Linked DNA regions of Homo sapiens: regions 2, 3, 4, 5 and 6 are each linked to region 1. Evidence: chromatin loops called from intact Hi-C (ENCODE). Cell type or tissue: heart left ventricle. All regions are shown on one strand.

Region 1 (5,000 bases):
TAGCTAGCATTGTGTTTCTCTGTGTCTGTGATGGAGCAAGTCTTATGTAGGAGCAGGCACTGCTAGTTTACCTTGCTGAGGCCTGTGCCCAGCTCTAGTTACATCAATGAGTTCAGCCTGGGCAGATCCAGGCCCTAGCAGTCCTAAATGGACACCAGCAATGAACCAAAAAGAGGGAGGCACATTTTATTAATGTGCTTGGCTCATTCATGGCCACATGGATGCTGTACTGACACAAAATTCAGGAATTGGGAATGATAGCTTCGTTCCTGTTAGTTGCCTCCCCACCTGCAACTGAAATTTCCTGAAATGTTACCAGTGTTGACTAGTTTGGATCTTGGACTACTAGGAGTGAGGCTGGGAGCACATATACTGGTCCTGAAACCTGCTCTCTGATGGTAGGTTTATTTCCCCTGGAGATGGGTAACATTGAGCCCTGAAAGGTGGTTTGAAAAAGTTACTGTTTTGATATGCTAAATGTCATTCTAGACCCTGGGAAGACTTGTGAGAAATTTCTTAGGGCCTGGGGGATTCCAGCTCCATGTGTGGAGAAGTTGTATGCCGTATATGTTGCCCCGTAATGCTGGGCAACCGATGGCATTATGCTACCAGTGTGAGCGTGTGGCTGCCGTTTTCTTCATTTTTGTCTCATTCTGTTTCCCTTGACAGGGCAATTTGGTTTTGATGCTGTGCCAGAAATCTTCTGACAATGAGTTACTGGAACTTGGAAAAAAGGAACTGTGTGCAGTACCGCAGGCATTTTCTGGTGGACAACAGTGTGTTTCATGGTAAGCTGTCTCTTGTATTTATGTAGTTGGATCTTTTATTTTGTTTCTGACAGGACTTTTATTCTAGCACTCTAGATGCAAATATGGTATAATTGTTGGATGGAACCAAGAGCTTGAGTTAACTTGTTTATGAATAATTACCCAAGAAGTCCCATTGCACTTACTATCTCCACTTGTAAGGAATGGGCCCCACCTCAACGACTATAATAGTGTTATCTCTTTCTATTTCGTAGGGTAGTTGGTACCAGTGCCTTTCCTCTTCTACCACACTGTCAACTCCAGTAATATCCCTTTCTGATGTTTGTAATTATTTTGGGTGAGGGCCATATAATTGTTCAGTTAATATTTGTGGATCACCAGTCAATGCTTATTACCAGCATAGCATGGCCTTCCAAATTGAGATGTTAGAGGGTGCTTGTGGCCACCTGCTTTAGACACTTATTGAAGAGAAGTCCACCCACTTTTATTGCTGTCCTTTAGGGCTTTCAGACTTATCTATATATTATGTCCCATATAACAACAGAACAGAAGAGTTTGCAGCACTAAACCGTTACTATCAGGGTGGAGGACTGCAGCTGTGAATCAGAGAGTAATCAATATTAGTCATTTTCATGGCAAACTAAGACAAATTGCCTTTACCCTGCTGGTATCTGTTTGTTTTGTGGTATACAGTCAGGGATAAGCTCTGTCAATCCTGCTGTCAAGATACCCCAGGGTGAAACTGATTTAAAAGCCAAAGACTTATGTGGTGCCAGAATTTTTGGAGTAATCTCTATCAGAGGCCTGTGGAATTGTAGAGGGAACAGAGAGATTTCAGGGGGAGTGGAGTGCTCTTTAACAGAATCCTATAATCTAAGCTGCTTTCACCTTTCTAAGATTGTTCTGAAGTCTTCCCCAATTTGATGACAGACTTAATGTTTATTATTGCTTTAAACTAAGTTTAAGATAACAAATTTAACCTTACTTTATTAAGCACTTTGGTGTTTATAGTGTTTTTTCAACGTTCATTATACAACCTCACTAAAAGCCCTTGTAAAGTAGAGAGTGATTTCATTTTACAGATGAAGAAAGAGAAACAGAGATGAAATAACTGCCCAAGTTGATGTAACTAATTAGGTATTAGCAATGTCAGCATGAAAATTTCTGCCTCCACCTTTCCAGGTTGGTTCTCTTGACATTCCAGTGGTGAAGTGCCCTTAGCAGAGGAGGCGTGGGAATGGCGACTTGACCCTGTGGCACTGAGGTTCTGCGTTGCTTTTCTCTAGCCTCAGCCAAGGGTCCTGTTCATTGCTTTATCTCTCATGCAGTGTTTGATTTATGTATTGTTCTGTTGCAAATTTATTCGTATTAAAAAATAGTAAATATGATAATAGAAAAATCACGGGAGTTAGAAGAACTAGGTTTATTTTTTCAAGCTTTATTTTGTGCCAGTTTTTAAAGAATTTAGATTTAAGTGCCTTAAACTCATTATTATTTTCATTATTTTAGAATGCCTTTATTCAGAGATCTCAAAGGCTATAATCATTTAAAATTTTTTCTATGTATTTTTATAGTCGTATTACCAATTAGTTTATTACTATATTGCAGATACTTATGCTAAGGGCTTGATGACCATTAACATTGTCATACGGAATCCTTTCAAGGACTTTGCTATAGCTATTATTCAACCCATTTTATGAATGGGGTAACTAAAGCTTGTGGAGATTGTAAAATGGTGACCTAAAATTCAAATCCTGATCTGCCTAATTCCAACACCTCACTGTTTTTTCTTCTTTCAGGCTGCCATCTCCGTTTTAATTAAAAAAAAAATTAACATTCTGAGGCTTAAGTTCTATATAACAGTATTTGCTCTGTTGTTGACTAGCAGTGTACGGTCTTGGACAAGTTACGTAATCTTTCAGGAACTCAGTTCTCTTTTCTGTGAAATGAGCATGCTGGTCTCAATGATTTTTGAGGCTGTTTCTAGTTCTAAACTCAGATTCCACTGAAGTATTTCTGAGAATTACAATTACTGTATTGTCTGAGCTCCCTTTTCACTAAACACAAGATACACAAGGGGGCAGTATAACACTTAAAATATGAATTGGTTACTTCTTACATTCAAGAATTACTCTTTCGAAAGGATTTAGAGATATTAAATCCTCCCAAGATTAAAAGAATCAACTCCGATTAGAACAATGATTCTATTCATTTATAATACAGCAATAGCTTTATATATTTCTGATAGTGTAAAATATCATTTTGGATTTCCTTGCCTCAGGATATATTGTAATTCAGGAAAGAAAGATGCCTTTTGCTCTTCTTCTACCTCTGCTGAAAATGAATCTGTTAACATAGGAACTTACTTGACTTAAGGAAGAATTGTGAGAAGTCTTGGGATATTTTAAACCAAGGGAGCTCTAGTGGTAATGTCTTTGTAGAGGATTTCAGAACATTTCTGAGAAAAGAAAGGGACAGGACATGTTGAGTAGGAAATGTCAGATTTCTCTTGGGCTTCTTGAACATTTACTGACCACACTTTTGCTTATTCACTTTGGCTTCTCCTTGTTTTTGTTGATAACTCTCCTTACATAACAAAATCAACCAAAACAAAAAGAAACAAAACTTCTTCCATAAATGGAAAAGAACCATTTCCCGTGCAGAATAATAGACTTTTGGAATAAGCAGACTTGGATGTATAAATTATGCCAGCCAGGGTCTCTTTCTACAGACAAACTTCAGCAGTGTTGCCAGGATAAAAGAGCTATGTTAAAATGAGAACTCTAAAATGGTCAATAGCAGCAAAAATAAAAATGTAACATTTGTGTAGTTTCACAGTTCATAAACCATATTCATAGCCTCATTTTCTGATTATAGAGGTGGTATATTCTCATTGGAAACAATTTAGAATATTACCCACAATCCCAGAACCCAAAGAGAAAGAGACTGTTAAACCTACTGTTAAGAGTCTGCTTATGTCCGGCCTTTTATCTACCTACTATTTCATCTTCACATTTCAGAGGCAGGAATGAAATATCTGGAAAGGTTGGGAAATAGTGCTTAACGGAAATGAACTGGTTGAATTGACTACTATGTCCAGCGATGAGAGAAACCTTGTTAGGAATGATGAATTTTTGTATTTCCCTCTTGTCTGTCTTTTGCCTGGATTTTTAGGAAAAACCCAAAGGAATTTGCACCTATCAGAGAAGCTAATCTCTGGGATCTTCCCCTACTTGACTTTTATTCTTCTGATATGTTTGCAATAGAAAAAAATCTTGAGCAAAGAATGTTTGGTGCGGTATGAACCCTGTCTTAATGGCTTATACCTTCATGATTTATCCTGATTTGAAAATTGCCTATACCTTCAGCTGTTTCTCCTGCTTTCAGTGAATTGCAGTATTTTTTTTTCTGACCTGGGATGCAGTCTTGATTCTTAACCAATAATGAGTGTATTTGCAATTAATATGCACATGCAATTTCTTATGCACATAAGCCTTTCCAAACATTTGAGCTCCTTACTAAGTGACTTAATGTTTGTCTTCACATACTGCTAGTTATAATTGTACTATTGGAAAAAGTATTAATTGCTTTCCTGTAAGTTATTAGGTTATCATCTCAACTTCTTATGGGAAAATTTGTTTTTGTTGCCATCATGTTGTTAAATGAATATTTCGGAATAACCATTACAAATCTAAACTAGAAACATTTTGGACTGAATTAGGAGTATCTTTTACTATCTAGGGATAAAATTAAGGGTAATTCTCTTATTAAATATTTATGCAGTATGCCTTTTCAAGAAGTTGCCTTATATATATGTTAATACTTTTACTTTGCCTCAGAACTACATTTTAATAAAACTAATTGACTTAGTTAATTAATTAAAGGATTACTTTTTATCCAGCCTCCCCTTCCTGGCCACAGACCTAGTTGGTGATGTGAGGGTAGAAACTTGACTGCTAGTTTGTAATGGAAAGTAGGCTGAAACGGGATCCTGAAGACTAGTTCTAATCCAAGTTTAACAACTAACTTGTGTAGCCTCATGTCACTTCTGGGGCCCTCAGTTTCCCTGTCTTTCAGGTGAGGATTTTGCCAGATTGTAAAGTTCCCTTATAGCAGCAAGGTGTGAGGTCTCTGTGTAGTCAAACATCAAGATAGGTGTATGATAGATGGAAGTGTTCTTCAGGCCGGGGGTATGAGAATGAAAGGCTGGCAAGATGGCATTGAAGAGAAGAT
Region 2 (5,000 bases), 320 kb after region 1:
GGACTCTCATCTCATGTGCAGACAGAGTCCTCTTGAGGTTGACTCTGAAGTGGGCGCAAGTTGTGGAGTGAGATGTTTTTTAAAATACCTCTGTTTTAAAATACACCCTCTGCTCTCCTCAGTGGGCCAAGGCCACAATGCAGCAAGGCTGTTGACTAAGACCCTCTGCCCAGACATGCTTCAAGGAAAGGGCTGGTTCTGGGGCACAGGATCCAGTCACTCATTTCTTTATTTGGCAAACACTTATTGAGTGCCTGCTGTGTGCTGGGTATTGTGCTTGGCTTGATGGTGAAAGATTCTCTCCTTAACCAAACTCTAATCAGGCTCCTCTGAACTCTCTTCTCAATTAGGTCCTGACCTTTGGGCTTCCTTTTTTATCTCTGTATTGTCTAATTTTACCAAGAATCCTGTCGAGTCAGTTTAATGTTAATCCTCGATATCTGATCACCCTCACTACCTGACCAGGTTCCTTATCCTCCATCATCCTCCTGGGTGATGTCTGACCGCCCTGGCCTGCCTTCAGCAAGAACCCAGTTAGGTTAACCTCTTTACTCCTATTGTTTCTTCTTAGTAATTTTTCACCCACTGACCACCTTCCCCCCACTTTGGGTATACATTCCCACTTTTTCTTTGCTATCTTCAGAGTTGAGCCCAATCTCTCTTCCCTATTGCAATATCCCATTGCAGTGGTCCCTACGCCTATCATGATGGTCCTGAAAAAAGTCTGCCTTATCATCTTTCACTGGTGTCATGAATAATTTTTCTTTAATGGTGAATATGAAGTTGAATAAGACAACTCCCTGGGTTTGTGTTTACTTCTGCCATTGATGCTATTTTTAAAGCTCTGCGGCCCTTCCTGTATTTTTCTTTCTCACTGAGCAAAACAGGGTAAATAGCCTGCAAATTCTCACCAAAAGAAAAAAAAAAGTGCTGTGAGTTGAATAAACTCAAATGAGCAAAGAAAACCAGAATATGTTTTACTTACTCTATTCTTCAATAAAATGTTTTACTGTTATATTTAGGATATAATTCACTCCCCAGGAGAGCACCACTTGAGAACAATTGGTTGAACAAAGTTTCTAGGTCTGAATTATCTTTTTGGATAAAAAAGCTTTTGATGAATAATGATAATAATAATAAAGATGCACTGGAAAATGTCTTGTATTAAAAGGGGGAAAAATCTCAGACATTAATGCTATGTCCAGTCTCTCTATAAAAACCCGTCAGCTTCTTGCTGTTTTTAGTCAATTTCACAGTGGGGAAGAGAAACAGGCTGCTGGATTAGGAGAAACAAGTTCAAAGAAGGCAGCACAATTGCTGAAAACATTCCCTCAAAAGGAGAGCTTTTTAGTTGTAGCTAAATATATGGAAATAAAAAGCAAATAGAGGTATGGGTACATGTACGGGGTTGAGGGGTGATCATATTGGGAAGTACAGACTCCAGGGAGAGTTGTGAAGCTGCCTTTTTGAAGAATAACAGGGAACTTTATGCTGTGAAATTGACTATAAATTTGCAGAGTGCAAACCTTCCTATTCTTCCAGGCTTAGAAGAGAGATTTGCCCACAGTCAGTACTCACACAGGGCACCTTGGGGTAAGGGCAGGATCTGTTGAGCAAGGAGACTAGGATCCTGGTCCCAGCTCTGTCACTACTCAGTTCCCATGGCAGGTCTCAATGAATATTTATTGAATGAATAATTTGTATGCATTTTATTAATTTTAATATTAGCAGATGCTCTAAGGCAATGATGGTCCTGGCTGTATGGCCATTCTCCCAGAGTTCATGCTATTACCATAAAACCTAGGACGAACTTCATTGAATTCTTCTTCATTTTCATGTCAAGGTATTTTCAGAGAAGGACAGGGGACTATTTAAGTCAGCAAGAACCAACACTTGACACTCATGGCCATGAGATATGCTTTGGACTTTGCCAAAGGAATTCTACAAAAGGAAGGACATGAAAGGAACTTGCTACCACACAGTTTGGCCTAAGAATTGGAAGGAGAGGAAGCTATGTGAATTTGACAAAGGACTACATTAAAATCAGAGATTGTGGCACAGTTGGGTGAATGGCAAAAGGAGATGCAGGGTTTGTGAAGTAGTGATTTTCCCTGACACTGTGCCGTGGAAAAGGAGGGAGCCAGGAGATATTAAAACTGCTGATAAATGAAAACACGACTGTTTCCTGGTCACTGAATACCTGGAACATCCCTGCTGCTGGGGGCCCCTTTCTATTCATACCATAAATATATGCATGGTGTTTTGTGCTGTCCCATCAACCAGTGTATGACACTGTTTAAAAGTCTATTAAAATATATGTTTGGAATATTTATTGTACAATGATATCAATACAAATTTCTAAAGGGAAAAATGGATTGATAATCTTATTACACTGCCAAACCAATTGTCTTTATTTTCTCCATTTCTTTCCAGTCCTTTTTCACAGTCCCATGTCAGCTTCCTGATGGGCTGGGCTGGTCATTGGGATCCTATGTGGCCCAGCTGGCGCTGCAGCGCCACCACGTGGCTTCCTTTGCTCTTTATTGGGCCTACATTCCCAGTGTCCTGCCCAGATGTCAACATGTTTGTGGCTGCCGTTTGGTCCCCACTTTCCTTATGGGATCCTGGCAACCTGCTATCTCCAGCCTTTTCTGGGCCCTGCTTTTTTCTGACAAGACTGTTATCATTCATATGTAAAAGCTTATATAAAACTTATATATGTTACATAAGTTCATAAAAATGTATAAAAACTTTTAACAAATTTGCCGATAAAAATGTTTATCATCTACCTGTAAAAGTTAGTGTTTTCCACTTAAGTGTGGTGTAGGGCATAGCAGCTCCTTCTTCCTAGCATATGCATGGGAAATTCTGTCAAATCTTTCTACACTTTGATTTATTCCAAGGCAATATCCACTGTATTTGCTCTGTATGGCTCCAAAAATCAGTCTATAACATCCTAAAGTATAAATATCTTGCTTTGCATAACAATTTTTCCTACTTCCAGATAGTCAATAATGCTGAATCGTTTCGTAATCTGTCTTTTCTCTTGAATTTTTTTCTTAATTAATTGACCTTAATTCCTAAGGTTAAATCCCATAAGTGGGATTATGAATGAAAACATTAAGTTTATTTTGGTTTTTACCAAGATAAGATGGTAACTTGGACACATTCGTACCTTACTGGAGGACGACGGACCATCATTATGGTTCTCTTGAAATAGTTTAGTTTTGTAGGGAAGAGGGTGCTGTTTCCCATGTTTACTGGCATGTGTATTGGAACAGAGAGGTGACCACCCCTGTCACAGGCCCTCTTTGTGCTGCTTTCCATTAGGGTTCTGTGAAAACAGAAGTGAGTATGAAGAATATCATGTGACTGAAAAAGTAAAGCACTCTGTGATTTATTGCAGCACATTTGAGTTTTATGAGTGATATTTACTATAGTCTCTATGGATTGGCTGGACTGCCTTTCTGCCTATGCCTTTTTTTTTTTTTTTTTTTTTTTTGGAATTTGAGGAAAAATTTTCTTTTTTCCCTCCAGATAGTATACTAGTGCATGAAGTTCCTACTGTGTTACTTGCTTGAAGATCATGTTAAATTAACCAGTCAATGTCTGTGTAGAGAAAGATCCTTGTCCTAGGCTGTCATAGTGTGAGCTCACCTTGAATGGTGGTAAGTGGGTTCCGTGTGGCCCTGGAAGGTACTGGTGGAAGCAGGCACTCCTTAACTGAGAACAGTAGTGTAAAGCCATAGCTTCTGGGAAAGCCTGAGAGAAGTTTGGTAGATCTGGAAAGTCATTGTCTGGAAAGCTAGACAACTCTGTAATAGAGCCACACCTCAACCTGGGGCCAAAATGGCCACAGATTTAGACACTGGCTTTTGCTCCACATGAGGGAGTGGTAGGTGAGGGGTGGGGATAGGGGTTGGTTATACAGGTCATGGGAAAAGCAAAGGGCAGTCTCAATTTGAAGGCACTCTACATGCAAAAGATTCACCTTCCACCTCTTTCCCTCTACCTTCCTTACCTTCTGACTTTTAGAAATAAATAAGCACAGAACTAAAGCCATACTAGAACCAGTTAATAGTTTATTTTCATAATAAGTTTTCAAATAGACATAGACTAGTAAATAGATTTGAAATTGCAAATGTCTTGAGGTTTGAGGTTAAGAAGTTTGAATTTTGGAACATTCTCTTTATGAAGGAAGAAAAAATTTATAAGGCAAACAAATGAGATTTCATGAATCAGTTTATTTTGTTAATTACAAATTTCTCACTATTTATTAATCAAATTAATGGAAGGTAAAGCCCTCTGTATTAGTTTTCTAGGGTTGACATCACCAAGTACCACAGACTGGGTAGCTCAAGCAACAGAAATTCATTTTCTCACAGTTCTGGAGGCTACAAGTCCAAGATCAAGGTGCTGGCAGAATTGGTTTTTCTGAGATCTGTCTCCTTGGCTGTAGATGACTGTCTTCTTCCTCTGTTTTCACATGGTCTTCTCTCTGGGTATGTCTGTGTCCTAATCTTCCCTTCTTACAAGGACACCAGCCATATTGGGTTAGGCCCCACACTAATGGCCTCATTTTAGCTTAATTACCTCTTTAAAGGCCCTATCTCCAAATACAGTTTAAGTTCTAAGGAACTGGGGGTTAGGGCTTCAACATATGAAATTTGGAGGGACACAATTCAGCCCACCACCTTTCTTTGTGAGATTTTTGGGAAGCATTTTAACAATATGAAGCTTTTCTGGGATTAAAGAGTGTATTAAAATTTTTGAAGTTTCTACTATGTATGTGCTCAGAACTTGCCAGGTTCAACAAGGGACTCAAACAGAGGGTGGAGTCCTTTTCAGAGAAAGTTAAAATGAGTTGAAAGACAGTAATAACTTTTAAAATGTGAAATGGAAAGGGCCATTTATAAACAATTTGCTAAAATAAATGGCTATCATCAAGAGGAGAGACTCCTTCGGGTTGGAGTTTCAAGGCAGGTTATGTGCAAGAGGTG
Region 3 (5,000 bases), 1.4 Mb after region 1:
GATATTAATATCTCCATTCCAGACACAGTAGAAGCACACAGGCAGAACAGTAAAAGGCAGCATCAAGAGAGGGATGGCTACCAGGAGGAAATCCAGTTGTTAAATAAAGCTTACAGAAAAAGAGAGGAAGAAAGCAAGGGTAGTTAGTGGGTATTTGGTCTAACAGGAGCAAGAATGGATCTGCAACGTCAACTGTGAAACTAACACCTTTGTTATGAGACTGATTTCCTTTTATTTGTTGGCTTACATTAGTTTTACTGATTTAATAGTTAATTTTTTTGTGGGAACAACTGGAACTAGTGTAAACACTTAAGTGCATTTGATGTGTTACCTAAAGATCACACACTGTGGTAATGAAAAGATTTTACTTCTTATCTGACTTCTAAAAAATATTTTCTAAATCAAATCTTGGCCTAGTTTACCAATGTTTTTGCTTGTCAACTTCCTAGTAAACAGAAAATTGTATAAACTCAGTGAATATACTGTTCCATGCATATGTTTCTATATACAATGTTGGCCTTTACTGCAAAGGGGAAAAAAGAGGAATTCTGGGAATGGAAGAAATGTAACAAAACCCCAAATTATATTTGAAGGAACTTGCCTAAATGTGGCTAGCAAAACAAGCTTATTACACTTACTGCTTTAGCTTTACATTCTTCTGTAAAATGAAAAATTAGCTTCCAACTGAGAAACACGCAGGTTCCTAGTCTATAAATAGTTGTTTCCTTCATTTCTACCAAATATAAATTGTTTACTGTTTTTTCTTTTTTTCTTACCTATAACAGTTTTCCTTTCATCTTTTCAGTATGTCAAGACTGTCCCATAAAACAAATATATTGTGTGTTAGAGGTGGAATTAGAAGTATCTTTAACTCAAACATTATTGGAAAAAAGTTGTAATTGTGTAATTGTATACTTTATCCTAAAATTGTTTTTTTTTTTAACTTGAGTGGAAATTGGGAGAAAATACTGGCAGATTCAGTTATGAGAGGTACATCCAAACATGGTAGGCTTCTGGATACAGCAGAGCAAAATCCTCTAAGTCTAAAACAAAAGTATCTGTTTTTAAAGCTGAGGATTGGGCAACCTTTCTTAGTCATTCTTGAAATAGAAAAGTTTACTTCAAATATTATATCAAGTTTAGCTGCTTTTTTGTTTCTTCTCTAAAGACGTGTTGTCTCAAAGAAACAGTTGAACCTATTTTATTAAGTGATTGTAAGGTATACATTTCAAGATAATTCTAGAATGCATTACATTGCAAAAATGCAGGAATCACCTTGGCAGAATAATAGTAAGATGTATTTCAAAAATTATAAAGTGATTTTCCTTCAAATTGCTTTATTCTAACCTTCCTGTAAACATATATGAAATGTATTACCTAAAAGTTTATTTTCCAAAGTTACTGAGTTGACACTTTACATAGTCTTAGACTTTGTGCCCCTCACATCACTCACATACTTTATTTATTTATTTACAGATTGAATGAATTGTGTTTTAGAATGATTTATTTTGGTTTCTGTTTTATTAGGTTGAATTAGAATTCAAAATTACTTGACATCGGCTTTCAGAATGTTTCATCTTTTGTTGCCACAAGCATGAGTCATTTTCAAAATAATTATCTCAATGGACTTTCTCAATCTTTAACTTCTCAATATCTAGTTATCTAAATTTGGGAAACATATGTATTACCACTAATAATGTTTGTAAAGCAAGCCTCAAATAATGTGTAACATATAAATTCAAAGTCAAATGTATTCTCGTTACAAATATATTTTATTTTAAAAGACTGTATCACCAATATTAACAGCTATTTTAACACAGTGACAAATGGACAGATAAATCAGATATTATAAATCAGTAGCATTAAATGTCTTTATAAAAGAAAAATTGAATTGAATATTCTCATAATGCTTTGTAGAAGATAGGCTTTGATATCTTAAACTTAGATGTATAATTTTCTGAAAGAGAAAGGTGATATTGCTGCTTTAAAATGCAATTTCAGGCAAAAAGGAAATTAGACACAGGATCATAATAAAGCTGAAGAAAATAGCAAAGATTTGAAGGCAAACAAATTCTTTATAACTGCACAGCAATTTGAATGGGATGGAGATTATAACAGAAATCAAGGTTTAAAGAGCATTAAGAAATAGATAGAAGACAATAATACCCATTTTCCGTCTCATTTTATTTTAACTGGACAAGGGCTTAAACTGGGGGAATTGGAAAAATAATTAGGATATTCCCATTTAATTGCCCTTGGTTGTTGAATTAACTGTATAATGGATGCACATAAAAATTCTGCTGCATTGAAACAACACCAGTATTATTTAGCCCAAAGTCTTAGTTTGAAAGGCTAATCAGCACCATATTACTAACCTGTAACACTTCAAACTCCAAGCCAACAATAGCTGAATATACAAGAAAAATCTACTAGAGCTGTGCCTAAGCATGAATGACGCTCCAAATCCTTGTTAAGGGAGGAGAAGGTTAAACTACATAAGTTTACTTAAGTCTGCTTACTCTTTAGAGTGATTGATTATAAAAGTGTGTTTCTAGTAGAGGAAATACCTTTCTAGATATCTTGTGATATAGCCAAATACCTTACCCTTGTATAGTTATATTGTTCTTCTTATTAATAAATACTATATTTTGTATAGTTTTCTCTTTTCTCTATAAATTGATGTATCTGAAGGCAAAAACTTATTACCTAATAAAAATATCACCATCTGGTGGTGACTCCTATAAACTGCAAACACGTAATCCCCGAGACTCCCAAATAGTATAAACACCTAATATATAATCCCTAAGACTTCTGAGAGTTGTGACTGACAGAGGCAACTCTTTGAAGATAGCAAATGGCACAATATTACTTAAAAATATAATAAAAGAGTCTTAGTTATGCATTTTTTGGAAGCTTTTCTTGATGTGGTTCTATAATATTGGATTTTACAAATCGATTTTCTCTTAATTTCTTATACTTTTCAGCTACCTTCATTCATTTCTTCATTCTAATATTTAATAAATGACTACTACATACTAAAAATTGTTCTAGATACTTGGTTTTATAACTTTTGAACAAAACTCAAACAAAACAAATATATGTTTTTACATTTACTGTGAGTTTGAGACAACCACAAAGTCAGAGAACACAGTCCACAAAAGATTGCTCTCACTCCTGACACAAATCGCAAATTCAAGGAATTCCCAAAACCACTGCTAGTTTCAATAATTCACTAGAAGGACTCACAGAATTCATAGAAAACTGTGTACTCATGGTTATGGTTTATTACAGCAAAAGGATACAGAATAAAATCAGCCTAGAGAAGAGGTCATAGAGCCAAGTCCAGGAAAAGTTGTAAATGTGGAACTTCTATGGTACTCTCCCCATGGAGTCATGGACGGCATTACTTTCTTTGGCGACGATGTGTGACACCTTGCACAGACTACTGCCAAGCAGAAAATCTCAACTGAACCTTGGTGTCCAGAGTCCTTCCTGGGGCTGCATCATGGTAGGAGCAAGGGTAAGCATGGTTGACTACTCACATGACTGATATCTCTTTCTGGCTCTCCAGGAGGCCAAGTTGATACAGAATGCCCAAAACTCCCCTCTCAAAAACACATTGTTACTATCTGCTGGTCCAAGGCCCCCAGACAAACAAAGATACTATTTTCGGCTATGACATTCCAAGGGCTTAGAAATTACCTCCCCCAAAGCCAAGGACAAAGGCCAAACCTCTCTTTGGATAGGTTAAGTTCTTTACTATATATTTACATATATACATATGGTAGTGATAAGTGTGTGGTACATATATATGTATGCTGGTATTAAGTGTGTTGACAGAAAATAGGGACCAGAGGTAACAATGGCCAAAGAATAAAATTAGAATAAAGGGACAAAGATGGGAAGAGTGCTTTTTTCAATAATTTAGTCAGAAAAGCCTTCACTGATAAAGTAACATTTCATCAGAGTCTCAAATAAAGTGAGGAAACATGCTATGTGATTATCTAGGGAAATCATAGTCCCAGCAAAGGGAACAGCAAGTATCCAGAGGTAGGAGTGTGCCTTTTGTAATCTGTGAAACCATTAAGGAGGTCAATGTGAATGCAGCTGAGTGAGAGAGGTAGAGAGTGGTTGGAGATAAAGGCAAACAGATAATGGCAGGAGGAAACTGGCGTTGCAGACCAGGTATGAACATCTAGTCTTGTTCTAAATGAAGTGAAAAACCATTGGAGGGTTCTAAGCAAAAAAGTGACATGATCTCATTTCAAAAATGATTGTCTATTGCAAGGGTCAAAGACTGTACAGACACAAAGACCACCACAGAAAGAACAGTTAGGCTATTTTAATAGTCCAGGCTAGAGATGATGTTGGTTAAGTTTAGGGTGGTAGTAGTCGGGATGGCGTCATAATTGTATTCTGATTCAATAAGTGGAGAGGATTTCCTTGGTAACATGAAATAAATTACACATTTTTTAAAAGCCTATCTATGAAGTCTGTAGCTCAAGGGAAAAACAATTATCTCATTTATTTTCTGTCAATACTCTGCAATATCTCAATGTTTCTCAACTCCTTTATGTATCACAGAGGCTAGAAGACAGAAAACTTTATTTCCAAGACCCTCTTTTCAGCAAAGTTCAGGTTTCGCATCTAAAAATGAGAGGCATTTGTACAAGATTTGGAAGGCAGAGAGCAGCAGCAGTTAAATGAATGTTCCTTATCAGTAGGGCCTTTCTTCTTTAAGATATGGTTAAGGGGCCTAGGTTCATGTAGTTTTACATTTTTAATGTACGGTTCTTATGATCATTATGCTCATCTGCATCAGCTGACAGATGGGAAAAGGACATGAAGGATTCTGCACTGGAGTGCTTAGTGTGACTGGCTTGGAAGAACTGCACCTCAGTCATTGCAGCTTCTGCTATTGGATAGAACTCAATACAGAACCACAGCTGGTTCCAGAGAAGACTAGGAAATATATCTAGCTGTGTACAGGAAGAAGAACC
Region 4 (5,000 bases), 940 kb after region 1:
CTCAGAGTAACTTATACTCTAGTTGCAGTGAAAGGATGAGCATCAGTTGTCAGTCAGGGAGGGCTTTACAGAAATAGAGAACAAGAAAAACGTGCAAAGACATAGACCCCTGGAAATAATTTTGTATGAATGATAGGTCTACAAGTTATATAAAAATGAGGTCTAGATATAAAACTGAGAAGGGCCCTAAAACCAAATCATGAAGACACTACTTGCTAAGAGGTTTGGTCATTATTTCAAAGGCAATAATTCAGAGGAAGAAAGCAATTAAGGACTTTAGATCATAAAGGGAAACAACTAATTTGTTTTTCAGGGAAGATCATTTGAAAAAAGGGAAGTGTGAGAAAGCCTGGTGGCACAAAGATCTGACAGAAATCAAGTCAGTAGCCCAAGCAAGAGACCGAGACATTGACAGTGCAGAGACACCATCAAGTTCAAGAGATGTTTTAGAGACAAGTCAAATTTGGGGTGAGGTGAGGTAATGGGACAATTCAGAGTGATTCAAGTTTTCTAAATGATGGCAGTGGAGGCCCTATGGAACTGCCACTGCCATCAAACCAGCTGCAGCAGGGAGGCGTGGCCTGGGCCTCTGGCTCCACAGAGCAGGCAGGAGCCCCACCCTCCCAGGTGGGGCGGCAGCCGCTCAAGTCATGGCTGTGGTTCTCGGCCTCCTGCTCCAGGGAGCAGCCCAGAGACACACCCCCCCAGGTGCAGCTGCAGCCACCCAAGTCATGGCTGTGGATCCAGGCCTCCTGATCCAGGGTGCAGGCAGGAGCCCCACCCTCCCCAGCACAGCTACAGCCACCTAAGCTGTGGCTGCAGAGCTGGCTATCTCTGCACTCACAGGGCATTCCCCGTCCCCTGCCCTTGCAGGTTCAGAAGTGCCTGCTCTTGCTGCCTGGTTTGTCCCTGCCTTTGGAGCCCACTCAGAACTTGGAGCAAAATTGGGGCTGAGCCTGGGTGCCATAAATGGCAGCAGGACACAGACAGATTCCTGGGTGGAAGGGGGTGGGTCCCCAGTGAGGCCTGAAGGCCAGGGAGGGTCTGAAGGCTGGGGCCAAGATGCCAGTCCCAAGGACTGAAGTAGGAATTTGTAGTGCCTTTTCTGGGCCACCTATGGCCACTCATGGGCCAACTGGCATGCGCTTCGTCCCCTCTGAAGCCCATAAAAGCCCAGGCTCAGCCAGAGCTGAGCAGATGACAGATGAGCAGCTGCAGAGATGAACTACCCTCTCTGTTGACAGCAGGAGACATTGGGATGACCAGCAGCAGAGGGGAGCAACCCACTCCAGGGCCTCCTCTCTGCTAGGAGATGAACACATGTCGGGACACCCTGGCCGCAGAAAGGAGCTATCCATTGGGATCCTCTCCTGTGAGTTGTTCTATTGCTCAATAAAGCTCCTCTTCATCTTGCTCACCCTCCACTTGTCTGCGTACCTCATTCTTCTTGGTTGCAGGACAAGAACTAGGGACCTGCCGAATGGCAGAGCTAAAAAAGTATTACACAAATGGCTGAAACATGCCCCTTTCTTGCCACTTTGCAAGGAAAGAGAAGAAAGAAGAGCTGCAGCCCTTTAGGGAACCCAGACCTGGGAGCTCCCAAGCCAGGACTGTGACTCCCCCTTTGGGGTACTGCAGTGCCTGGCGTCTCCAAGCTTCTGGGTGCCAGTGCAATTCCCAGGTGCCCTCTGGGGAAGCTGCTTGTGGTGCACCTGGTCCAGCTGCAGCCTTGCAGAGACCTGGCACCCATACCAGCACCTGGAGCTTCCTGCTCTGCTGCAGCAGCCTGTGTGTCTGACTTGCAGTGGCCAAACCCCAAACTCACTCACATACCCCTTGTTGCTCCACATTTAACTTGCCCTTGGCAGATGTGGGATCCAGGTCAGTAGTGTGAGCCAAGCATAGCCTGCCAGGCTGAGTGGGCAGAACCAGCCTAGTGGGCCTCAGCAAAACTCAGGCAAAGGCACCACCAGCCAGAGGTTTCAGGCCAGAAAAGTGACACCCCAAAGATCCTGAAACATAACCTGCCAATATCCATTGATGCCATTATCCAAGGAAGGAAAGAGGACACTCAGAGTTCAGTGTTTGTTTTATAACATGCTCTATGACCTTTCTTTTAGAAGGTTGTGTGGAAAGAGAGAAGCCAAAGCCATCATGTAAAAAAGGCAATACTTTATGTTTTATTCACATTAATTCTTGCAAACAGCAGGAAGCAATTATCAGTTGGAGAGGAAGTATTAAACATAAAAGTTTTATGAGTGACTTCGTATGTACAATAATTTATGACATTAGATTCTGGCAGTTCCAATTTTCACTCCTCCATTTTTAATTGAAACAAAAAAATTTTAAGGTAATAGAAAGCAAAACATTTGGGAAAACTTCATGAATCTTTTTGATATCATTATATCACACTGTCACACGTTCTCACACTATTATTTGAGGTTCACTCAGTTATACTTACGGAAACACAATTTAGGAAATAACCTATGATTAAGAAAGAATCATCCATGAGTTTTTTTAATACTAAGTGAAAAAAATGATTCAGCCCTAGTATTTCAGATGCCATGGAAATGGGGAAAGTTTTTATTTAGTTTTAGTTTCATATTAGAACTCTATAGCCAACAGTTTAAAATCTGGAATGGGACTAAAATGTGGTCTAGTTCTGCCTTTTTATTTAACAGATGAGGAAACTAAGAATTGCAGGTGTTGAGTGACTTAGGGCAAAACTAGGTTTAAAATCACTGTTTAGGCAGGCCTCCCACTTGAGATCACCTAAGGTCAGGAGTTTGAGACAAGCCTGGCCACCATGGTGAAACCCAATCTCTATTAAAAATACAGAAATTAGCCAAGTGTGGTCATGCACGCCTGCAATCCCAGCTACTGAGGAGACTGAGGCATAAGAATCGCTCGGACCTGGGAGACAGGGGTAGCAGTGAGCCAAGATTGTGCCACTGCACTCCAGCCTGGGCAACAGAGTGAGATTCTGTCTCAAGAAACAAACAAACAGAAGAAAGAAAACAACAACAACAAAAACACTGTTTAATCCAGTAAAACTTTCTCAAGTGTTAATATAGTATAGAGAATGGGAAACTATTTTAAATCAAGTCCTCAAAAGTAATTGCAACAAAACCAAAAATTGACAAATGGGAACTGATTAAACTAAAAAGCTTTTGCATGGCAAAAGAAACTATCAACAGAGTAAACAGACAACACACAGAATGGGAGAAATTATTTGCAAACTATGCATCTGAGAAAGGTCTAATGTCCGTAATCTATAAGAAACGTACATCAACAACCAGAAAACAAATAACCTCATTAAAAAAATGGGCAAAGAACATGGACATTTCTCAAAAGAAGATATACAAGCAACCAACAAATATATAAAAAATGCTTATCATCACTAATCATCAGAGAAATGCAAATAAAAGCCACAACGAGATACTGCCTCACAGCAGTCAGAATGGCTATTATTAAAAAGTCAAAAAATAACAGACGCTAGCTGGGTTGCCGAAAAAAGGAAATGTTTATACACTGTTGGTTGGAATGTAAATTAGTTCAGTCCCTGTAAAAAGCAGTTTGGAGATTTCTCAAAGAACTTAGAATTACCATTTGACCTAGCAATCTCATTATTTTATATATATATATATATATATATATATATATATATATATATATAGAGAGAGAGAGAGAGAGAGAGAGAGAGAGAGAGAGAGAGAGAGCGAGAGAGAGAGAGATTATATATAATAATGAGATTATTATATATATTTAAAGGAAATAAATCATACTACTAGAAAGACACGTGCACTAGCAGAAATCATCCTAGGTGCCCATCAGTGGTGGATTGGATAAAGAAAGGGTGGTACATATACACCATGGAATACTACACAGCCATAAAAAATGAAATTATATCCTTTGTGACAACATGGATGCAGCTGGCAGCCATTATTCTAAGTGAATTAACACAGAAACAAAACCAAATACCGCATGTTCTCACTTATAAGTGGAAGCTAAACATTGAACACACATGGAAATAAACATGGGAGCAATAAACACTGGGGACTACTAGAGGTGGTAGAAGAGGGAAGGGAGCAAGGTCTGAAAAACTACCTGTTGGGTACTATGCTCCATACCTGGTGACAGGATCCTCTGTATCCCGAACCTCAGCATCATGAAATACTCCCATGTTACAAACTTGCACATGTACCCATTGAAACTAAAAGTTGAAATTATTTTTAAAAATAAAAGAAGCCTCTTTGGAGAGTCTTAGAAAGGGGATGACCTATATATACATTTATTTTGTAGATTTTTCTTAACCATGATAATGTATATATTAATACTTCTTATAATTAAAGCTAATTTTAAAATATTTTAAAAGTAAACAAACAAAAAAGAGACACTGATAATGAATGAAAAATAAACTTAAATATTGACAAAATTTTTAAAATGATATGTTTTTCAGTCCCAGCTCTGAAACTGTAGTTGGAGGGCAAACCATTTCATCATTATCATACACCATTTCTGTATTGGTAGGATAATGATCATAGTTTTTGTTTCACAGACTCATCATGAGGAGCAAATGCAATGATGTATGTAAAGGCTCTCTCTGCAAACTGTAAAACACTCAAGAATATAACAAATTATATTTATACAATAAATCTTTAGCTACAATGTAATGAAACAAATTAGCATTTATTGAGCAGCTGCTCTATGCCAAGATATTTTTTGTATGGTATTTTATTTTACCCTTATATCAACCCTTGAAACAGATGCTATTTTGCAGTTTGATAGATGAAGAAGACAATGAAGCTCAGTGAAATCTATTTAAATTTCTCTAGGTATTGTGGCAAACAAGTGAGGAAACAGGATTTGAAACTACATTTATTGGTGATGATTTTACCAATGGAATTTCCACTACTACGTAATGCATTTGGTAGTCATAGAAAAGAAACCCATTCTCCTCATTTGTGATAACTTGGATGAGGAAGAATGAGGACTAGGAG
Region 5 (5,000 bases), 940 kb after region 1:
ATTAACCATTGGCTGTAACAGCCAATCTACAGAATTGCTGTGAAGATTAAGTGGAGAAGCTTACATTTTCCAGAAGATAATTTTTTTGTTTTTTTTTAATTGCTTTCAACATATTAAGTTTTTGTGGACCCTTTGAGACTCTGGTAAAATCATGAACATTATATACCAGCAATATCCACACATATACATAACATAAAAATTTACATAGCATTTCTAAGATTTCAAAGACCTCCAAAACTCCATTCAGGGACAACAAGTTAAAAAAAAGCCTGAATTTAACTTGGTTGGGTCTCCTTAACCTCACTGTCTCCCAACTAGAAGGTGAAAATAGTGATCAACTTCCCAGCTTCCAGTTCTAAGGGCTGAGAGGCCTACACATAATTTGAGGATAGGTTCCATACCACTTCAAACTGCTTAACAACGTGTTATTCAGAAGTCCTGGTTTGAGTTTGCTTTATAAGTATAAATTTAGAGCTAAAAATGGAGTGGAGAGAGAAACAGTTTGGTCAAAGTCTTTGGTCTTTGTAAAATGCAAAATATTTGGAAAATAGTCTGGAGGGGTTGGTGGCATTTAGCCATTCTAAGTGCCAAGAATCACATCTTGTCAGCTCTTGCTGATTCGCCGTTGACCTCAATGACCTCTATGTCCCTTCTTCATTAGAGCACACTGGGAGAGTGAAAGGATGGCGCCATTTGGGACCACACTAGGAAAAACAAATTCTACAAGTTGTACATTTCATCATTTTTTTTCTTCCACTTAAAAATCTTGACAAAGGTTTATCAAGTTGCTTGAAACCCCATTATGATTCAAATCAACAAGTTCTACAGAGAAAACCCACTGAACAATTTACTGTGGCTTGTAATATCTGTTCATATTCTTCTTAGCAGACACAACAACAAACCTCATTGTTTACCACTGGTTACTGAGACCAGAATAGGTAAGAAACAAAAGCCATCGTCAGATTTGTTTTGTTTTCCAGTTGGTTCTTTCTTTGAAAGAAAAACAACTGTCTTTTAAATCAAATCCTTACCCTTTTTTCTACTTCATTATTGGTAGGTCCAATTATAATTAATGAGCAACTAATGAACATTCGTTAACTTAGACAGTAATATTTTTATTTTTCTTTGGTTGATTCAAGAACAGCTACACAGATATTTACTCAAGATTATGAATTTAAAAACTTGACTAAAGGTGAAAAGTTATGACATAAAAGAAATGCCAAACATCTTTTCGTTTAGTAGCATAAAAATGCTATCAAGCAAGGGCATAATCTGAATTTTTTAAAAATTGATGTAGATCATTGAATTTGGCAAGAAGAATTTGTGTGTGTGTGGTGGGCAGAGGTTTAAATGGGTCAATGAGTTAACAAAGGCCGGTTCCTCACTGTCTGAAATAATTTACCGATTAAAACTCCATTCACCTGGTCAAACATGTTCTATCAATTTCAATCCTGTTTTGAAATTAGAGGTTTGCTCAACTTGAAAGGAGATTTATAAATAATTTATAAGCATTGATATCCATGCATCAGAGAAAGCGTAGAGAGATGAATTAGCCCTATTTTAAAACTTAGTAGTTAGAGTTCCAAATAAAAAGTCTCAAGGAAACACAGTGAATTTAGTAAGTTCCCAGTTAGCCAAAGCTATTGGCTATTGGCTGAATATCTGGTTCTTACGTAAGTTTACTCTGCATGTGACCTACGTACATTTATGTAAATTTACTTACATAAATTTGAGACAGTTATCAATACAATAGTACTTACATGTAAGAAAGTATTTAAGTTAAAGCAAATACTTAATGGTTCTTTTCATTTTAGCACTCACTGAAAATCAGGCATTTCAAAGTAACACCAGAATGTTTATATCTTTTATATTAAATAGATAGACAATTTAGCCAAAATCTTATTCTGTACTCTGCAACTCTGCTTAGCATATTGTTCAAACTATACAATGACAAAATTCCATTTTAAAGAAAATTAAAGTAGGATAAATTTAAAGAAAATTAAAGTAGGATAAATTTAAAGAACAATGAAAAGACTACAGACATCAATACTACTATATGAAAATTAAGTGATACCCCCATAGAATGTTTATTCCACTATCACATTTAGAGTATCAAAAATTCTCTTGGGAACAGAGATTACAGTATTTTGAAGCAAACTTTCAGTTTATAATTCCTTGACAAGTACAATTTATTAGCAGAAAAAATATTTTGAAAAGGATTTTGTTCTTTTTCTTAACATGAACCACAAAGTGCTTTTCTGTCTTTTTCTAGATACAGGCCTACATACATTAATTTTATGTAAAACCAGCTCCCTCTAGTGATAACAATAATGTTTCCAGCAAGAAACGAACCGGCTTTCTAGATTATTTATATAAAACCCTTTGAAATTGAATCTCAAAATAAACACTTGAGAAGATCGACTTTTATTATAGAGGATAAAAATTCTAATAACCTTCCAAGTCATTTGTTAATAGTCTTTCTTAGTTTAATGCTCTTTTAAACATGTCAATACGGGGAGTGACCCTGGTGTTCAACTTGTTCTCTTTGCTCACTGGGAAAGCCAGGCCCAGAAATATAAATGCACTCTGGTATGTTCAATAAAAATCAGTTTACGTTTTTTTTTTTTTAAATCCAATAAAGAAGCTTATGATTCAATAGAAAGATATGATTTTTAAATGCTAATTTCTGTACACAGACATAAATATCACTATTTAAATCAGCACTTTAAATATCCAGTTGCTTTCTTTGATATCACTGAGGATGAAAACTGAATTGTGTAACTTTAGCAATGTAAAACATCAGACAGCTGTTGAAGAATGAACTCCTCACTGGAACTCCTGAAGTTTGGCTATGGTTGGTATGATGTAGAACAGTAGTTTTTAATTTTTGCTGGAAAACACTAGTTAGCAAATTTTTTTGTTTTGTTTTGTTTTGTTTTGAGACGGAGTCTTGCTCTGTCGCCCAGGCTGGAGTGCAGTGGCGCAATCTCGGCTTACTGCAAGCTCCGCCTCCCGGGTTCACGTCATTCTCCTGCCTCAGCCTCCTGAGTAGCTGGGACTACAGGCGTCTGCCACTAGGCCGGCTAATTTTTTTGTATTTTTAGTAGAGACGGGTTTTCACCGCGTTAGCCAGGATGGTCTGGATATCCTGACCTCGTGATCCTCCTGCCTCGGCCTCCCAAAGTGCTGGGATTACAGGCGTGAGCCACCACGCCTGGCCGTTAGCAAATATTTTGGGACTTACAGGCCACGTGGTCTCTGTCGCAAAAAATTAAGCTCCGCTGTTGTAGCATGAAAGCAGTGATTGATTTGTTTGTGTTGAATCACCCTTCTATCCCTGAGATAAATCCCACTTGGTCATGATGATCTTTTTAAACAGGTTGTTGAATTTAATTTTTTTAGTATGTTTTTGAGAGTTTTTGCATCAGTGTTCATAAGGGATAATGGCTTGTAGTTTTCTTTTTTTGATGTGTCTTTGTTTTTGGTATCGGGGTAATACTGGCTGAGAGAATGAGTTTGGAAGTATTTTCTACTCCTCCATTTTTTGGAATAGCTTGAGTAGAATTGGTATTATTTCTTCTTTAAATAAAGATTTAAATTCTGCCATGAAACCATGGGGTCTCTGGCTTTTCTTTGCTGGGAGACTTTTTTATTTTGGCTTCAATCTCTAGTATATTTTATATTATTTTATATAGTTGCATAGTATATTTTGTATACTAGTATAGTAGTATATTTTGTATATTTTATATTGCATAGCTGCCCAGTATATTTTGTAATATACACTTTTTTAGATTTGTATAATGTTTGTAAAAAGGCAAAAATTCCAACACAAAAATGGGCACAAATATAAATAGAATAGTCACACAATAATAATAATAATGGCTCTTAAATATAAAGAAGTGATCAACATCACTCATAATTGGAAAAAAATTAAGTTACACTGTATTTTTTTCTTTTTCTTAAATTGTCTTTATTCTTTATATTTTTTAAAAAATTTATTTTTAATTTCTGTGGGTACATAGTAGGTGTATATATTTATGGAGTACCTAAGATATTTTGATATAGGCATACAACATGTAATAATCACATCAGGGTAAATGGGGTATATGTTCCCTCAAGCATTAATTTTTTTGTGTGACAAAAAATCCAATAATAATCTTAATTATTTTTAAATGTACAATGAAGTTATTGACCATAGTCAACCTGTTGTAATATCAAATAGTAGTTCTTATTCGTTCTTTCTATCTTTTGTACTCATTAAGGCATTCCCACTTTTCCCCCACAACCCCTACTACTCTTCCAAGCCTCTGGTAACCATCTTTATACTCTCTATCTTCATGAGCTCAATTGTTTTAATGTTTAGCTCCCACAAATAAGTGAGAACATGTGAAATTTGTCTTCCTATACCTGGCTTATTTCACTTAACATAATGACTTCCAGTATCATTCATGTTGTTGCAAATGAAGAATCTCATCCTTTTTCATGAATAAATAGTACTCCTTTGTGTATATGTACCACATTTTCTTTATCCATTCATCTGTTGATGGACACAAAGTTTGCTTCCAAATCTTGGCTATTGTAAATGATGCTGCAAGAAACATAGAAGTGCAGATATCTCTTAGATATACTGATTTCGTTTCTTTGGGGATATACCTAGCAATGGGATTGCAGAACCACATGGCAGCTATATTTTTACTTTTTGAAGAACCTCCAAACTATTCTCCATAGTGGTTGTACTAGTTGACATTCCCAGCAACAGTGTACAAGGATTCCCTTTTCTCCACATCCTTGCTGGCATTTGTTATTGCCTGTCATTTGTATAGAAAGCATTTTAACTGGTGAGATGATATATTATTGTAGTCTTGATGTGCATTTCTCTGATGATTAATGGTGTTGAGCACATTTTCATATACCTGATTGCCCTTTGTATGTTTTCTTTTGAAAAATGTCTATTCAAATCTTTTGCCCAATTTTTTTATCACAGTATTAGATTTTTTTTT
Region 6 (5,000 bases), 350 kb after region 1:
AGTACCCATTTCTTTCTGAAAGCCATGCTCCTTCCAACTGGCTGATTCTCAGGTTGTCCCTAACCTCCATTCTTCCGGAGGGCCTTGGAGGGCTCCTTCCTCTGAAGCATTACTTTTGTCCACCAGATCCACTTCTGGTTTCAGCCCCTAAGGGTGATTGTTTTGTCACAACCTCTCCTGTCCTGCTCAAGCCCCAGCCCATTCCTCCCCTTCCATGTCCTTGGGCAAGACTTGGCTTGTCTGTCCTGAGCTGGTTCTGCATCAGGTTGGACAGCCAGCTGCACTTTGTCCTTCCCTTGTCACCCACTTACTGAAACACTGCTGAACTTTGTTCCTCAGATCTTCTGGGTAAAGACCTTTCCTATGGCATGTTCAGAACCAGAGGAGGCAGGGAGAGAACACAAGGACATTACCATTGGAAATCCTTTTTGGAAAATAGACCCAGTAAAATTAAGGTATACATGATAGAAAAAAAATGAAGACACAGGGGCTCTAGTGTCCTTTCCTGGAGGAGAAAAGGTACAGAAACAGAAGACTGTTTTTCAGGAGATGCATTTTTCCCTCTTCATCATTTAATCAAAATTTGGATATACTACTAGGGAGCTTTCTATTTCAGGCTCTGGTGTGAAACATAGGGCAAGAATCCTTGTTTTTGAATTGCAGTAACAATAACAATAATAATAACTAATACTTATTGAGCACTTACTATGTGTCTGACACTAAGCTCATTGCAAGCATTACCTCATTTAATTCTCACAACAGTGCTACAAGGCAAATATTGTTACTATTATTATTATTTTTCTATTATTATTTATTTTTTAAGATGAAAACATAGTGCTTAGGCAGGTTACGTAACTTGTCCATGAGTCTCACTGCTCAGCACTGATGCAGCCAGGCTCCAAACCTGTCTACACAGCTTGGGTGTTGCACTGAGTACTGAACAGGATGGTGTTACCCCAAACTCATGTCCAGCTGGAACGTCAGAATGTGACCTTATTTGGAAATAAGGTCATTGCAAATATAATTAGTTAACATGAAGTCATACTAGATTAGAGTAGGCTTTAAACACAATGGCTGGTGTCCTTGTAAGAAGGCTATGTGGTGACATAAAGACACATGAAGGAGAATAGCACATGAAGACAGAGGCAGATTGGAGTGATGGGTCTACAAGCCAAGGAATGCCAAGGATTACTGGAAATGACCGGAAGCTAGAAGAAGGGGAAAAAAGATTGCTTTTCTTTGCCAATTGCTTGCTTCATGGCTGAAGACCCTATAACAAAAGACAGATGAACAAGAGAAAAGGATACACACTAATTTGATATGAGCTTTACATGGCACAGGAGCATTAAGAAATAAAGGCCCAAATAAACAGGTTATTTTTAATGCTAAGTTGTTGGAGAAGTAGACAGTAGTAGAGAAGTACGGTTGGATAAAAACGTGCCATCTAAGGATGATAAATTGGGGGAAAACTTAGCAAAACCCATTTGTTCAGATTCTTCTCTGTGTTCCTGTGTCTTCAGAGATAAGGACTTTTCTTTCTTCTGGGTATAAGGAGGGCATCTCTCAAACTGGGCTCTTATGATCTGCCTCAGGGAGAAAGTGGGAATGTAAGAGTGACTTTCCTGTTTCTGCTGTTTTCTCAAATGCCAAGGTGCCATATTTGGAAGCAGCGTGTCCTGCACCCAATTAGGGGTATGGAACAGATTCTTTTGTAAAGCCTCAGGAAGTAAAAACAAAACAAAATAAAACAAAACAAAACAAAACCACCTTGGTTTCTGGCTTCTAGCCTCCAAACTGTGAGATAATGAATTTTTGCGTTTTAAGCCACTCGTAGTAATGTAACAAGCCCTAGGAAATGAATAAACTGTACTATGGCTCCAAATTATAATTTCCCAAATCATTTTCTAATAGTCAAAGGGATCATGGTTTTCCAGCACTCCCCATTTTTTTGTGTTTCAGATGTCATGGATGTGTCAACTCGACAAGGCTTATTTTAACCTGAGATTCAATTTCCTCCTTTATACAAATTCCTTGGTTTATTTAGGTATAGCTGTGCCATCTAGTGGCATAAAATGAGAGAAATGCTAGTTATTTTTGGAAATGGCTAAATGTATGATTTGAGTAGTCTCTACCTGCTCCTTGAAGAGTATCGACAGAAAAATCTGCAGTAGAATCTTCCTTAAGCATCTATTTGTGCTAATATCTGTGTTAGTGACTTGGAATGATTAGAATCATTTGTCAACGTTATGTTGCTGCTGATTTAAGTGGCTACAGGGTGAGCTGTCATTGTAGCCTTGTAGCATGTCTTGGTCATAAATGTCCAGCCCTGGTGAGGAGCATAAAATAAAAAGTCAAACGTGTTTTACACTTATTGTCAGAAAACTACTCTTGCAAAAAGCAGAAATCACTTGCAGTTTTACTTTCCTGGAGAAAAAGTAAAAGTGATTCTAAGGCTGCAAGAATAAATGTCCACTTTCTGTATCGAAGTAAATGTATTCTTGGAATAAGAATTTAGAGGAAAAGAATAGAAATAATCAAAACAACCATTTACATTTGTGATTTTTTATTGAATAGATGACATAAACCTCTTCTATTCTCATTGGTTTTTATGTACATGGATTACTTTCATCCTTTGAGGAATTACTGTTTGGGTACATGTTGTGGAATGAAGAGAGGGGTTAGACTATAGTTGAATGCTTTCACTGATACTAAAAAAAAAGCAAGGTATATCATTGAGATATTTTAGAATTTAGTGTTTCTGGAAATTTCTGAGTAAAATGAGCTAGGAAAAACTCGTTTAGTATTTAGAGACCTTCCTTTCAGGACATATTAATATTTTACCCAACTATAATACATATTTATACAAAATTGATATAAACCAGCTCAGTCAGAAGCCAAGAAAACATTAATTTTCTAAAGCTATCAGCCTCTTCAAAACTTAGTGTTCTCTTTTTGGAATGCAAATTTACTACACTAAATTTAAAAAACCCAAACAAAATAAGCCCAATCATTACTCTAAGACCCTTTTCACCAACCAGCAAGGAGAGTAAGCATTTCTAAATGAGCTATCCACTCTACATGTATTAGACCTATGTAGGAAGACTGGATTTAGGGCATCGGAGTAAGTGATGAGTATCTCCTCATTAACATAGTAGAAATCATTCCCATTATTTAACCTAGGACCTGGATATGCTTCCTTTATTGTCTAAGAGTTAATTCCTTTTTCAGGAACACAAACAAGGTTGAATTTTCTGATAATACTGCCTGGCTGACAGATTTTAAAAATGTTTTCCATTTTCTTATGTGCTCTTGCTAAATATATTAAGTATCTGCTCTGCCTAATTGCCTGACTTTAAAATATGGTGTGTGTCTTTTTTGCCTTTTTTTTTTTTTTGGAAACAGGGTCTTGCTCTGTTGCACAGGCTGGAGTGCAGTGGCATGATCATAGCTCACTTGTAGCCTTGAACTCCTGGGCTCAAGCTATCCTCCCACCTCAGCCTCCTGAGTAGCTATGATCACAGGTGCAAACTACCATGCCCAGCTATCTTGTTTTGTTTTGTTTTGTAGATGGGGGTCTCACTATGCTGTCCAGGCTGGTCTCAAACTCCATAGCTCAAGCAATCCTCCCACCTCGGCCTCTCAGAGTGTTGAGACTATAGGTGTGAGCCACCATACCTGGCCTAAAATATCTTTCAAGTGTTAAGGTGGAATGCATTTTATTAGCTACTTATTTATTTCAGGAAAGAAGTCAAATTCTGGCTGGGCATGGTGGCTAACGCCTATAATCCCAGCACTTTGGGAGGCCTAGGCAGGAGGATCACTTGAGGTCAGGAGTTCGAGACCATCCTGGCCAACATGGCAACATCCATCTCTACTAAAAAAATACAAAAATTAGCCGAGCATTGTGGTGCACACTTGTAGTCTCAGCTACTCCAGAGGCTGAAGTACAAGAATCTCTTGAAACCAAGGCAGAACTTGCATTGAGCCAAGATTGCACCACTGCACTCCAGCCTGTGCAACAAAGTGAGACTCCGTCAAAAAAAAAAAAAAAAAAAGTCAAATTCTTTGTAGAAATGGGCAAGATAATTTTAAAATTCATATGGAATTGTAAAGAAACCAGAATATACAAAACAATCTTGTAAAAAAACAAAGTTGGAAGACTCGTATTTCCTGAATTCAAAATTACTACAAAACAATGGTAATCAAGACAATGTGGTAATGACACAAGGACAGATATACAGATTACTAAAATAAAATTGAGAATCCAGAAATAAGCCCATACATCTAACTAATTTTTGAGAAAGATGCCAAGACCATTCAGTGGGGAAAAAAAATTCATTTCAATGAAAGGAGTTGGGACAACCAGAGAGCCACGTGCAAAATACAGAAGTTGAACTCTTACCTCATACCATACACAAAATTGACTCACAATGAATCAAACACCAAAATATAAATGCTAACACTATAAAACTCTTAGAAGAAGACCTTCATGACCTTGGATTTGGCAAAGGATTCTTAAATCTGACACCAAAAACACAGGCAATCAAGGAAAAAATAGATAAATAGGACTTCATCAAAATTTAAAACTTTTGTGTTTCAAAGGTCACCATCAAGAAAGTGAAATGGAAACCCACAGAATGAGAGAAAATACTTCCAAGATTGCAAGTCATATATCTCATAAGGGTTAGGTATCCACAATATATAAAGAACTTGTAAAACTCAATAATGAAAAATTGAATAATCCAATTAAAAATGGACAAAGAATCTGAATAGACATTTCTCCAAGGAAGATATATAAATGGTGAATAAGCACATGAAAAGATGCTTGACATAATTAGCCATTAGGAAAATGCAAATAAAAAACCAAGAGACAGTACTTCATAGCTATGGATAACTAAAATTAAAAAGTCAAATAATAACAAGCATTGGTGAGGATGTGGAGAGATCAGAACTTGCATATACTGTTGGTGGGACTGTAGAATGGTGCAGCCATTTTGGAA

Evidence for each region. A loop is a pair of places that touch in the nucleus more often than their neighbours do. Peaks named below come from ENCODE experiments on the same cell type or tissue, not always from the same donor. Only the 100,000 strongest peaks of a DNase experiment are listed, where the experiment ranks them.
Region 2: a loop joins it to region 1, with 13 times the contacts of the local background. A loop is called at or near these places in 61 of 110 quality-filtered maps.
Region 3: it touches region 1 in a loop (10-fold over the local background); 47 of 110 quality-filtered maps call a loop at or near these places.
Region 4: it touches region 1 in a loop (2.7-fold over the local background); 29 of 110 quality-filtered maps call a loop at or near these places.
Region 5: a loop joins it to region 1, with 8 times the contacts of the local background. A loop is called at or near these places in 29 of 110 quality-filtered maps.
Region 6: it touches region 1 in a loop (15-fold over the local background); 94 of 110 quality-filtered maps call a loop at or near these places.

The regions. Positions count from the first base shown.
Region 1 is chr3:155,699,934-155,704,933 of GRCh38, reverse strand. It overlaps PLCH1 (phospholipase C eta 1), which reads left to right. Exons shown (of 23, transcript NM_014996.4): 2 at 670-788. The coding sequence starts at 710. Among named protein-coding and RNA genes, the nearest start is that of PLCH1, 43 kb to the left of the region's middle. In heart left ventricle, a CTCF peak has its summit at 2,835 (motif pointing right); no DNase peak of the experiment used is centred here; H3K27ac peaks cover 574 bases.
Region 2 is chr3:155,380,117-155,385,116 of GRCh38, reverse strand. No RefSeq gene overlaps it. Among named protein-coding and RNA genes, the nearest start is that of PLCH1-AS1, 67 kb to the left of the region's middle. In heart left ventricle, a CTCF peak has its summit at 2,522 (motif pointing left); a DNase peak (open chromatin) is centred at 2,526.
Region 3 is chr3:154,332,846-154,337,845 of GRCh38, reverse strand. It overlaps GPR149 (G protein-coupled receptor 149), which reads left to right. Exons shown (of 4, transcript NM_001038705.3): 4 at 1-2,903. The coding sequence ends at 147. Among named protein-coding and RNA genes, the nearest start is that of DHX36, 11 kb to the right of the region's middle. In heart left ventricle, a CTCF peak has its summit at 2,716 (motif pointing left); no DNase peak of the experiment used is centred here.
Region 4 is chr3:154,762,612-154,767,611 of GRCh38, reverse strand. No RefSeq gene overlaps it. Among named protein-coding and RNA genes, the nearest start is that of MME, 320 kb to the left of the region's middle. RefSeq lists an enhancer at 849-1,350. In heart left ventricle, no CTCF peak of the experiment used is centred here; no DNase peak of the experiment used is centred here.
Region 5 is chr3:154,755,789-154,760,788 of GRCh38, reverse strand. No RefSeq gene overlaps it. Among named protein-coding and RNA genes, the nearest start is that of MME, 320 kb to the left of the region's middle. In heart left ventricle, a CTCF peak has its summit at 2,324 (motif pointing left); no DNase peak of the experiment used is centred here.
Region 6 is chr3:155,350,159-155,355,158 of GRCh38, reverse strand. No RefSeq gene overlaps it. Among named protein-coding and RNA genes, the nearest start is that of STRIT1, 59 kb to the right of the region's middle. In heart left ventricle, a CTCF peak has its summit at 2,056 (motif pointing left); no DNase peak of the experiment used is centred here.